Regions from separate parts of the Homo sapiens genome. Here region 1 is linked to region 2. A link is a loop called in an ENCODE intact Hi-C map of the cell type or tissue named here. Cell type or tissue: heart right ventricle. All regions are shown on one strand. Links, peaks and the distances in the headings refer to the core of each region. The heading gives the core; the rest is flanking DNA. Region 1 has its middle 41 kb from the start of MAB21L3. Region 2 overlaps LOC112268235 (a long non-coding RNA gene).

Region 1 (5,368 bases), core at 140-5,139, 330 kb after region 2:
GCATACTACAAGTAGACTGTAATAAAGGTCAACCACTCCAAGAGCGCCTCCATCGCCCTTACTAGGATCTACCCTTTGTTTGTTTGCTTCCTTTTGTTCTGTCACCCACCAACAGCAAGCTCCCTGTGAGTAGGAATGCATCCTTCCTATTCGCCATTGAATTCTCAGGGCCTGGAACAGAACCTGGCACATAGTTGGTGCTCAATAAATATTTGTTGGCTGAAAAAATAAATGAGAAATTGATCTTAAGTGGGATCTCCTGGGAAATTTCAAGGTAAAAGTATCATTTGAACTCGGCCTTAATGAAGAAGTAGAGTTTTCATAGGCAGGTATGGGAGCTGTGCATGTTCCAGAGAGAATGTGAAGAGTATGGAGACAGACGAGAAAAGCTGGCCTGTGTGTGAAGGACACTGAGTTTGGCTGAAGTGTAAGGAGTGGGTGCAGGAGGGAAGTTAGGTTAAGGCTATATCATGGAGGTCCCGAATGGCAATTGTTTGCTCAGCTGGCAAAAGAAAACCATTCAAGTTTCTGTAGCAGGGGAGAGGCTTGCCGGAGCTGTGGGTGAGTGCGATGATCTGGTAGTGACACTTTGTATGTGTCAGAGTGGGGAGAGAAAGGAAAAAGGAGGGGAGGTTGTTGGGCATGCTGGATGTGGTGGCAAGAGCCCATGTGAGGGGGTCAAGGGCCTGAGCTGGACAGAAGCTGTGGGACTATGAAGAGGAGGGCTCTTCGCAGCCAGATATTCAGGTCTCGGGAACTCACTGAATGTGGAAGCTGTTGGATAGCGAGACATTAAAGACGATATTGATGTTCCCAGCTCAGATGCCTGAAGGAGAGAAAGGGAAGTCAGAGTTAGGCTGAGAGGAGGAGAAGAAAGGAGAGGTGATGTGTTTGGTTTGTGCATCTTGAGTTTGAGTGCCCAGTGGGATACCTAGTGAAAATGTCCAGCCAGTTGTCAGAATGTCAGAGGTAAGGGTGTGGCCCAACAAGGCCTTCTAATCACTGAGCCAAAAATAGTTAATGGAACAGAGCTGGGGAGCCTGTTAAGGCAACCTGCAGGATTACAGGCTGCAGAGCATTAGCCTTTGAAGAGAACTTGGAGCTTACTCCCCAGCCTCTGCACAGAAGGGGAATCTGAGGCCTAAAGAAGTTGGGTGGCTTGTCCAGTTTACATAGCCAATTTGACCTCCCAAATTATTATAGGAGGTCAATTAACTTTTAGGTGATTGAAATATTAAAATAGAAAAGCTCCACACTTGCATCTCTCTAAGAGCAAAGCTGTTTAGAGTACTGTACCAATGAAATTTCCAAAATCCATCTCTCAAAGGGCAAAGCTGGTTACAGTACTGTACCAATGAAATTTCCAGAATCCATCTCTCAAAGGGCAAAGCTGGTTAGAGTACTGTACCAATGCAATTTCCAAAGTCCATTTCTCAAAGGGCAAAGCTGGTTAGAGTACTGTACCAATGAAATTTCCAGAATCCTCTCTGTTGGTAAACTTAGCTGCCACCCAGATGACAGCAGGGGCCTAAGGAATCAGGTGCAGGGTGGGTGATGGCTTGGATTTTATTGATTTTTTGGTTTTGGTATGTTTTTGTCTCCTGGGGTCTCCTGTATATAGTACTCCATGAAGGCCACAGCTTTGGAAGATTAATTTGTTTTCAGTCTTCAATTTATAGCCTCTCACTGAGAAAATGTTTCTAAACTCCTGGGAGATGGAGGGCAAGAAGAAAACCAAGCCTTTTACTAGACCCTAAATTATTTTCTTCTTCACCTAAAGGATATGTGTCCAATTACAAACTACAAGACTTTAAAAAAAAAAAGCAAACAAAACCCCAACTACATAGCAAAGGTCATCTGGCCTGCAGAGTGAATGATTAACTTTTGTGAAAGTGATTTTTAGGATTTTTTAGAGCGTTCAAAGGTACAACTGGAAAATGTTAGCCCAGGGGCAATTGTAAGAACACCTTTCTCTACCATCTGTCACACTACGAGCTCCACCCATTCCACCATCAGGGAAGGACCTTGACCCACATCCATGTTGAGGAATGTCCTCTATGTCAAGGTCAGGGAACAGCACCCACAGAGGGTGCCTCTGGGTCCCTCTCTGCTCAACTCCCTCTCTCTTGGTTCCTGCGAGGCTCATAGGGTTGCAGGGCCCAGCAGAAGGACTGAGTCTTCCTCCTGGACTTCTGGTCCTGGTAGGCTGTGCCTTCATGTCTCTCCTGTCACCTGCACTGTAAGGAACTCATTATGACAAACGCATAAAGAATATGGCTCTGTCCACTCCAGCCCATGACCTTGGGCAAGTTCTTTTTTCTCTGTGAGCCTCCAAGTGTTCATTGGCAAAATGGGTTTATGCTGCCTACCTACTCCAAAGGAGTGCCGAGGGGATTAAATGAGATAAAGCACAAAGCCCCTAAAATATGTGCCAGGCACATAGGCAGTATCTGCAAATCTTGGTGTCCCATCCTTTCCTTTCCTGGAGCATTCTGACCCACCCACCCTCTTTATGACCTTCCTACCATGACGCCTGGCCTGGGGGTGATGGAGCGCTTAACTCCCTCCCCTCCCTTCCCTTCCCTTTCCTTTCCTTTCCCCGTGGGCATTAGTCTAAGGAAAAGGAGTCCATAAGAGCACAGCATCTTTCTTCTGTCTTCCACAGCCCCTCTAATCTTGCAGGGAAGGAGGCTGAGTGCCCTGCAGCAGCACAGATATGTCCGGATGAGCCAGTATCTATACTGGGGTAACTGTCCACCCCCCACCCCGATCCCCAGTGCTAGGCAATAAAAGAGGCCCACTGAAAAGAGGACCCAGGGAGCTGGGCGGAGCCTGTGGATCAGAGCCCCCTCGCTGGGCACTGGGTGGGCTGAGGGTTACCCCCAGGCTGCAGAGCGCGTGTGGGGGCCGCCGTCAGCTAGTCTTCCGCCTCCCGAGGGCCAGCGTGGGCGGAGGCGGCGGGGCTGCGGCTCTCGGGAACCGCAGTGTCCCAGTCTGCTCTCTGCCTTCAGCGGGAGGAATTTCCCCAGCCCTTCACGGCTCGGGGCCGCGAGGAGCCGCGGGCGCCCCCTGCCGCTTCCGAGCCGCGGCGCGCAAGGCGGCCTCCCCGTAGACCGTAGTCCCTGTGAGTCTTCCCCTCCAGCCTCAGCCCTGCGCGAGTCGGGGCGTCCGCTCCCCTCTCTCTTGCTCCTCGCTGCTCCTTCAAGAGCCCGCGTCCTGGTCACAGACAGCACAAGTCACATATGGCGGTCCCTGGACAGAGAGAGTCAATGGCAGGGAGCCTTCTTGATGCCCCTCACATCTCACTGTGGGGCAAAGAACATCCTGGAAAGAGGCAGGAGAGAGGAGGAGAGAAGGGCCAGGGCCTCCATGGAGGGGCTGTGACAGCAGGAGAGGATGGGAGCCCAGGCTCTGCTTCCTTTGTACCCCCGGCCACCAAAGGACCCAGACTGTGCCTGTCCCTACACCGGTGCAGCCTTCCTTGCTCACCCGGTCCCTCAGACCTAAACCACACTTTGGGGTACTCTGTGGTAAGCACCCCAGTGTGTTGAGTGCTCAACCTAATATCCCTCTATCCATCCTATAGAGGGAGGTTACATTTTGCATTAGAAGCAAGAATCCTGCTTAGGTGGTGAAGGTGGTTTTTTCATTTGCCGTAACATTCTCTCTCACAGAGAGCACTGCTCACTCCGGCCTTTGTATTCTGAGCATTCGTAGGTCGGTCCTCACAGGAGATTCATAGGTTACAAAGTCTGAGAACATAATATATATGCTCACGAAAGAAAGTTACATCGCCAAAAATAAAGCTGGTTGAATGAGAGGAAATGAATGGTCTAGACTCAGAGACAAAGAGAACCAAGACCAGTACTGTTTGTCTCCGTGCTTGGCAGGAAGGGAGGGTGAAAGCCTGAACTCTTTTCTGATGTGCTTTGTTTAAATGCAGTGTGTGTGTGTGTGTGTGTGTGTGTGTGTGTGTGTGTGTGTGTGTGTGTGTTGTTCAGTCTACATGTTGCACGTTGGAACCCAGTTAAGCTAGGCATGTCCAGCAAACACCTGCTACAAAGTATCCACCAGTGCCCACAGTTGTCAGTGGCTGCTGTGATGAGCTGCCAGGCTGGCCCCTCTGCAGCATGAGTGTGCATTCTCAAGCTCTGCTGCATCAAGCTGTGTTCTGCATAGTGAGGACAGCCAGGCCCTTCTGGGAAAACAGGCTTCTGGAGCCAGAGGCAATTTTTCTTTCTCTAAAACTAAAGATGTGGGATTCTTCAGACTCTCAAAATGTTACTTTGTAGAGGAAAGAGCCTGGCCTGAGAATTAGAAGACCCGGGTTCAAATCCAAGCCCTGCCACAAAGCAGATACATATTATGGAGCAAAATCATGTATTCATCCATTCCTTCATGCAATTATCTATTTAACAACTATTCATTGAGCTCTTACCCACTGAGCATTGTTCCAAGTGCCGGAGATATAATACAACAGTGAATAAGACAAGCCCTCTCCCGGCATAGAGTTTATATTTATTCTAATAGGAGAACCAGCAAACCACTATGGGGAGAGTGAAGTATGGTGCAGGGCAAGAGTGCTGGGGGCTAGCTGTGTTAGGCTGTTCGGGGAGGGTTGGGACATGTCAGCATGGAGCATGGGATTTCTGAGCAAAGGGGGAAACAGGTACTGAGGCCCTGGGCAGGATGGAGCTTGGGTGTCTGAAGCAAAGCAAGGAAGCCAGTGTGGTATGGTTGGAACAGTGTGAAGGAGCGTGGTAGTTGGCGAGGAAAGAGAGAATGGCCCAAGTCAGATCACATAATCCTTGTGGGCCTTGGTGGGGAGTTTCCCTTTTTTTTTCCTAAGAGATGAGAAGCTATTGGGAGGATGAGAGCAGGGAAAATAAGCATGATTGAGTTTGCAGGTTGCCCCCCTTGCTCTTGTGTGGGGAGGACTGGTGTGAGGTCGGGGGGCAAGAGTAGGTCTGCAGCAGTCTGGAAGAGAGAGGCATGACCTGGCCTGGGGTGGGCTGACCTGCAGGGTATGAGGCCTACCTGGACTACATGGAGAAAGGAGAGCCAAGGGATGTGCTGGTGGGTTGAATATGGTGGGTGGTGGCCTCAAGGCTAACTCTTGGGACTCTGGCTGAAGCATGTGGCTGAAGTGACACTGTTTACTGAGGCGATGGGAGCTTTGAGAGGGAAAATCAGGAGTTCAGCCTGGGACATAATGCATTTGCTTTGAGCAAATCATTTTCCCTCCTCTCTTTGGACCTCTGCCTTCGCATCTGTAAAATGAAGGGGTTGGCCCAGTTGATAACCAGCATCTCTTCTGTGGTGATTAGAGCTATTTTTTTTTCTAATTTCCTGTGTTCTTTCAAATCTA
Region 2 (5,368 bases), core at 188-5,187:
GCTCACAGGGTGGTTTATCCTGGGGGTTGTTGTGCAGCAGTTCTCTGATGTCAAAAATGAGCAGGCTTAGGGAAATTGATCTACTTTGGTAGAGATTGTGGGCTGTCCACCAATATCTAGCTACCTTACTTTATTAAAAATAGAATCCTTAATTTTTAGCTAGGCAAATGCCTCCTACCCCTAGTTGGAATAAAGACATTTTTCAGTTTTCTTGCATCAGAATGGGTTTGCATGAGTACACCTGGGCAGTGATTTGTCAGACTTTGGGAAAATATGATTTTTTTGTTGGCAAGAAAGCAGCCTGGATGGAGCTCCAGTGACCATCTTAAACCACTAGACAAAAACTCATGTTGAAGATAATGGAGCTATAAGATAGTGACTGATGATGACTGTAGAGTTGCCATACTTGTCCCAGGCTGCCAACATCTGGATTTCATTGACATGGGAGAGAAATAAATGTACATTTTATTTATGCTACTGTTTTGTCTGTTTTATGCAACCAAATCTAACCTAATCTTTGTCCATATAACAAAAGTCAAAAGAGTATAATGCAAACTCATTTATAACTTTTTAACAATGGAAATATATGTATCTCATCTAAGGACACATCTTCCAAGGATTTTAGCACCCAAGAAGCCAAAGTATTCATTCAAAGATTGAGGGGTGACCAGAGTCTTGGATGGGGCAAGTCCATCAGGTCAGTTCTTGGGCTTTAGTCCATCAGGCTCTATAGAAACTTCACCAACTCTCTTTACTGCACAACCAAGCCCTCCACTCTCATGAGAGGGGAGCTCATGTCCTCTAAGCCCCATGTCTCTTTCCACTGAAAGAGCACTGCTCTCAGATTCCCATTTTCCCCAATTCTATTCAATTTGTGTCTTGTTAACATAATCTTCCTTTAAATCAGATGCAATACAACTGAGGATGACTCAGGTCTTGGAGTTGGAATCGGATCTGAGTCCTGCCCTTTCTATACTTGACCTCTTAACTGGCCAGTGACTCATTTACACAAAATATTTTGGGTTGGTTTGGCAAGTGTTCACTGCTTAGATACTTTACATTCAGGATGTACTTTATCATATTAAGAGTATAGGGGATACATTTTCTTACATACTAACTGTAGGGGACAAGTACAAATGAATAGCCCAAACCGAGGCTGATGTTAAAGGTTAGCTGCCGGGGAGGATGGAAGAACCAGTCTTCATTCCCCAACCCTGTAAAAGACATCTAGAGGTGAAACTGGTTTTACCAGGAAGATGTCAAGATCAGTTTAAGCCTGCTGAAGTGGAGGTTCTAATCAATATCTGATAATATCTAAGATGTATTGAGCACTTGCTTTCTGCCTGGCAATGTTCTAAGCACTTAGATTCATCAAACGCATCACCTCACAACTACATGAGGCAACTACTCCCAATACCCCCACTTGCAGACAGGGAAACTGGAAGCTAGAGATGAAGCAATTTGACCAGCATCATTCAGTTAGCAAGTAGAAGAGCTGCTACTTGAATCCATGTGTTTCTCATCGCAGAGCCCTTAACTATTACCTTAGTTGTTCTTAGGGAGCTTAACAAAATTTCCTTCCTCACAATCTCCCTCTTATCAGAATGTATTTCTTCTCTATGATGCCAATTCCATACTTGATGCTTTATCTGAGAAACCTTTACAAACAGGCTGGTACTTGCCCCTTCTCAGGTGACAACATTTTAAGTTTGATAGAGGTTTTGCAAAGGTGTACTGATAAATCCACTGGAGGAAGAGTTACGGGTGGAGAAAACTCTTAATCTGTAGCCTTTGCCAATTTCCATGGTGTAAATACTCCCACCATGACCAGTGCAGCTGGTAAATTTCCTGAATATTTGATGATTGCCTCCTGCCCAGCAGCTCCAGCACACCACTGGGCCGAGGGTTCTATTATAGCTAAGAGTGCCCACGCTGGCTGGGAATTCTGGGAATCCATGGCCAGCCTGAGAGAGTTCTGGCATGAGAGAGCCTTGCAGTCCCCTTCAAGGCATACCTGTTAGGGGGGTCCCCAGCTTCTTTTCTTCAGCTATCTGGCCCAGGGCATGCTGGGAGGTGGTGCTGTGGCCCACAGAGAGGCTACAGACCTGGGCTCATGGCCCAGTCTCCCTCCTGAGGCTCCAGCTCCCCTTCTGGAAGCAGCGCTGTGACCAGCAGGTGGCAGCACTCTCACGTTCAAGAGTCTGTGCCTCAGCAAAATGAGGGGCCTTTGTTCTGAGCCAGAGGCTGTGTCACCAAGAGAAAGGCCCTGAGGGGCCAGCTAATCAGCCTGTCCTTAGCTGACCTCCATCAATGTGAGCCAAGTGGACAGTCTCTGGCAGCGTGATACCATGAGAACAACCTTAGCAAACAGCAGAGACAGCACAGTCTCAACCCACCCCTGCCCATCCTGAGGGCTTGGCCTGGGGAGGCCTCATAAAAACAGGTGGGGCTCCATTCAGGAAGGGAGGTAAATGCCAAGAGTGGCGCTTCCAGTGCTAAGGAGGAAAAGACTCCTGCTTGCTCCCACCACCAGCTATGCTGTGGTGCCGCCTTCCTTCTCTGCTGACTCCATGGGTGCTCAGTTCCCACCAGGTGACCAGCTGTTCCAGCTTGCCCAGGACTGTCCTGGTTTTAGTACTGAAAGTCTCAGGTCCTGGGAAACCCCCTGTCCCCAGACAGCAGGCCAGCTGGCCATCTGAACTCCCAGTCCCTGTCCATGTGCAACGCCTGCCTAGCACACAGTAAGCACTTTCGAAGGCGTTGCTGTTGCAGGAGAAGGCAAAGCAGAATTCAGGTGGGACTATAAGAGCTGACTGACCCCGATAGACAGGTTGGTTAGTTAGTTAATTGGTATTGATTGATTGATTTAATTTATTTAGAGGCAGGGTCTCACTCTGTCACCCAGGCTAGAGTGCAGTGTCACGATCATGGCTTGCTGTAGCCTTGACCTCCTGGGCTCAAGAGATCCTCAAACCTCAGCCTCCAAGTAGCTAGTACCACAGGCACATGCCACCATGCCTGCCAATTAAAAAAAAAATTTTGTAGAGATGGGGTCTCGCTATCTTGCCCAGGCTGGTTTTGAACTCCTGAGCTCAACTGATCCTCTTACCTTGGCCTCCCCAAAGTGCTAGGATTATGGGTGTAAGCCAACACACCCTGGCCTCATTCCATTGGTAAAAGCTGCTCCCTTTGCTTTCGGTCAGAGGTAGGAGCCAGAATGTGTGAGGGGAAATCCTCAAAACAGTCCGTTTCTTCTCCAGCTCACCTTGTATCTTTGACCTCCCTCCCTCTTCCTTCCCTCTCATGCTCGCCCGCCTGCCTCAACAATCTCACCCTCCCCAGAGTCCAGAGGCAGAGAACTCCGTGTTCCAAGGAAGGGTGGAGCCTCTTAGAGTGGGCAGGTGGCAGGGCTGGTAAACAGGACAGGCCAGAGGAGGGGTTGAGGCAGGCCAGGAGGCGCTTCAGCCACCTAGACATGGAGCAGCGGGATTTAGGCAGCCCAAAGAATCTGTGCGAGGTTTCCTGGAGCCCTCCCCCTCCTGCCCCCACATCCAAGCAGGGATGTGCACATTCCTCTTTCCTCCTCTAGCTCAATGTGCTGTGGCTTATCTGCTCACGTCACTGTTGACCCCTCCAGATGGTTCACTTGGACTCCCAGTGCCTAGCTTGGGGAGTCAGGCACGGCAAACGCCACCCTGTGCTATGGCTTGAAGGAGGCCAGCAAGCTTTGCTTAAGCCAAGGCATGTGTGAGAAACTTGCAAATCCTTCTTCCCTGCTCTGGACATGGGGAGAAAAGGCAGACTTCTTGCCATGGCCCTCAGGTTCTGCACAGACCGGCCCTTGTCAATTCTCCAGGCTTATCTTGTGCTGTGTTTCCCAGCACTCAGTGTGGCCATCATCCTGGCCTTCTGCCAGGCCCTGCTAATGCCATGCTCACTCCTGCCTCAGAGTCTTCACTCAGGCTGTTCTCTCTGTCTGGTCAAGAATAGCAGGCAGGGTCTGGTTTAGACATGGTCGTCCAAGAAGCCACTGTGAGCAGGGGAAAGTGAAGCTTTGATCTGGAGGATGTGAAGGGTCATGGTGTCCACCTGGGGAGGAGGTCTGCTCTGACAAGCACACTCCCTGTGGTGGCACCAGCTCTCTGTCACCCTGTTAGGAAGGAGTTAATGGGCATTTCCAAAGGCAAACTTCTCATGGGCTTTCTGTTTTAAATTTTCTATATAACTGACCACTCCTCATATCAAACTATCATACTCAGCGGGTTTGTATTTTCATTCCACTGGTGACAAATTAATGCAGGCATAGCCCTATTCTGGATAAAAATTGACCATCTCAGTGAAATCCTGCTGACTCCTGTCTCCCAGCCAGCACTTGGATTTGGTGGAGCCTGCATTAACCCCAGGGTCTCAATAGAGATTCTTAGGTCTTGGAGATTTCTACTAAAAGGCCCACTCTTCCACCTTACAGAATATAGGTCAGAAGTTTGGGCTACTTCAGCTGCCAGATCATAGTAAATAAATATTGAGTTTATTGAAGAAATACTGATTTTATGACATAGAGTTTGCCAAGTAAGCCAAATCCTAGATACAGTGCACAGCAACTCTGGTTATTAAGATATAGATGGAAACCCAGGCTGGCAACTATAGTCCCAGCTACTCAGGAGGCTGAGGCAGGAAAATTGCTTGAACCCAGGAGTTCAAGACCAGTCTGAGCAACACAGCAAGACCCCATCTCTAAAAAACAAAACAGTTCAAAGCTTTGAGGAGGTGGTGAAAGCCTTTATTGGTGTTAAATACTCCATCTCAAGAGCTATAGAAAGATCTTAACTCTTCCAGAGAGGCCATAGCCTCTGTGTAAAGCACACTGTGTAAGCTCCATGAAGGACACCCAGGAGGCACGCATGCCCAGAGAGGAGCGGCACCTGCTCCTCCCCTACCCTGGAAAGAGCCAGGCCATGATTCCTGTGGAAAGTGCTGCACCTCACCCAGCTGTGAGCAACCTCTTCCTGGGTCCTTGGGGGTGGGGAAACCAAATCCCTGGGTTTGAGTAGTATTTGGTCTTTTCCAAGAGCCTGTGTCTATGTCTGCTTGCTTTTTGGGTTAGCTCCAGCCAATCCCTGTTATCTTTCACAGAGGAAGAAGTATCCAGCTGTTGGGGAAAGTCCCAGGATCTGGGGCCCCGGGCCAGTTACAGGGATGTTGGGTTATGGCTGCTCTTTTCTTTCACCTATTTGTCTAGAAATGCAAACTATTCAGGTTGCCCATAGCAAAGAGGCCAAGGTTGGGAAGCTAAGGCATGGATGTGGTGAAGGAGAGTTGGAGGAAAAGGCTCAAAGAACCTCTGTTGGTTTTTGGGGGGTGTGACTTC

What was found. Hi-C counts contacts between places; a loop is a spot of excess contacts. Peaks named below come from ENCODE experiments on the same cell type or tissue, not always from the same donor. Only the 100,000 strongest peaks of a DNase experiment are listed, where the experiment ranks them.
Region 1: it touches region 2 in a loop (9-fold over the local background); 92 of 110 quality-filtered maps call a loop at or near these places.

What each region holds. Positions count from the first base shown.
Region 1 is chr1:116,149,890-116,155,257 of GRCh38, reverse strand. No RefSeq gene overlaps it. Among named protein-coding and RNA genes, the nearest start is that of MAB21L3, 41 kb to the right of the region's middle. RefSeq lists a silencer at 2,752-3,171. In heart right ventricle, for the core only: CTCF peaks have their summits at 2,859 and 3,071 (motif pointing left); DNase peaks (open chromatin) are centred at 3,047 and 4,062; H3K4me3 peaks cover 848 bases; H3K27ac peaks cover 2,159 bases.
Region 2 is chr1:116,482,241-116,487,608 of GRCh38, reverse strand. It overlaps LOC112268235 (a long non-coding RNA gene), which reads right to left. Exons shown (of 2, transcript XR_002958352.2): 1 at 1-5,368. Among named protein-coding and RNA genes, the nearest start is that of LINC01762, 6.1 kb to the right of the region's middle. RefSeq lists an enhancer at 3,761-4,261. In heart right ventricle, for the core only: CTCF peaks have their summits at 1,976 and 2,177 (motif pointing right); DNase peaks (open chromatin) are centred at 2,178, 3,652 and 3,888; H3K27ac peaks cover 1,871 bases.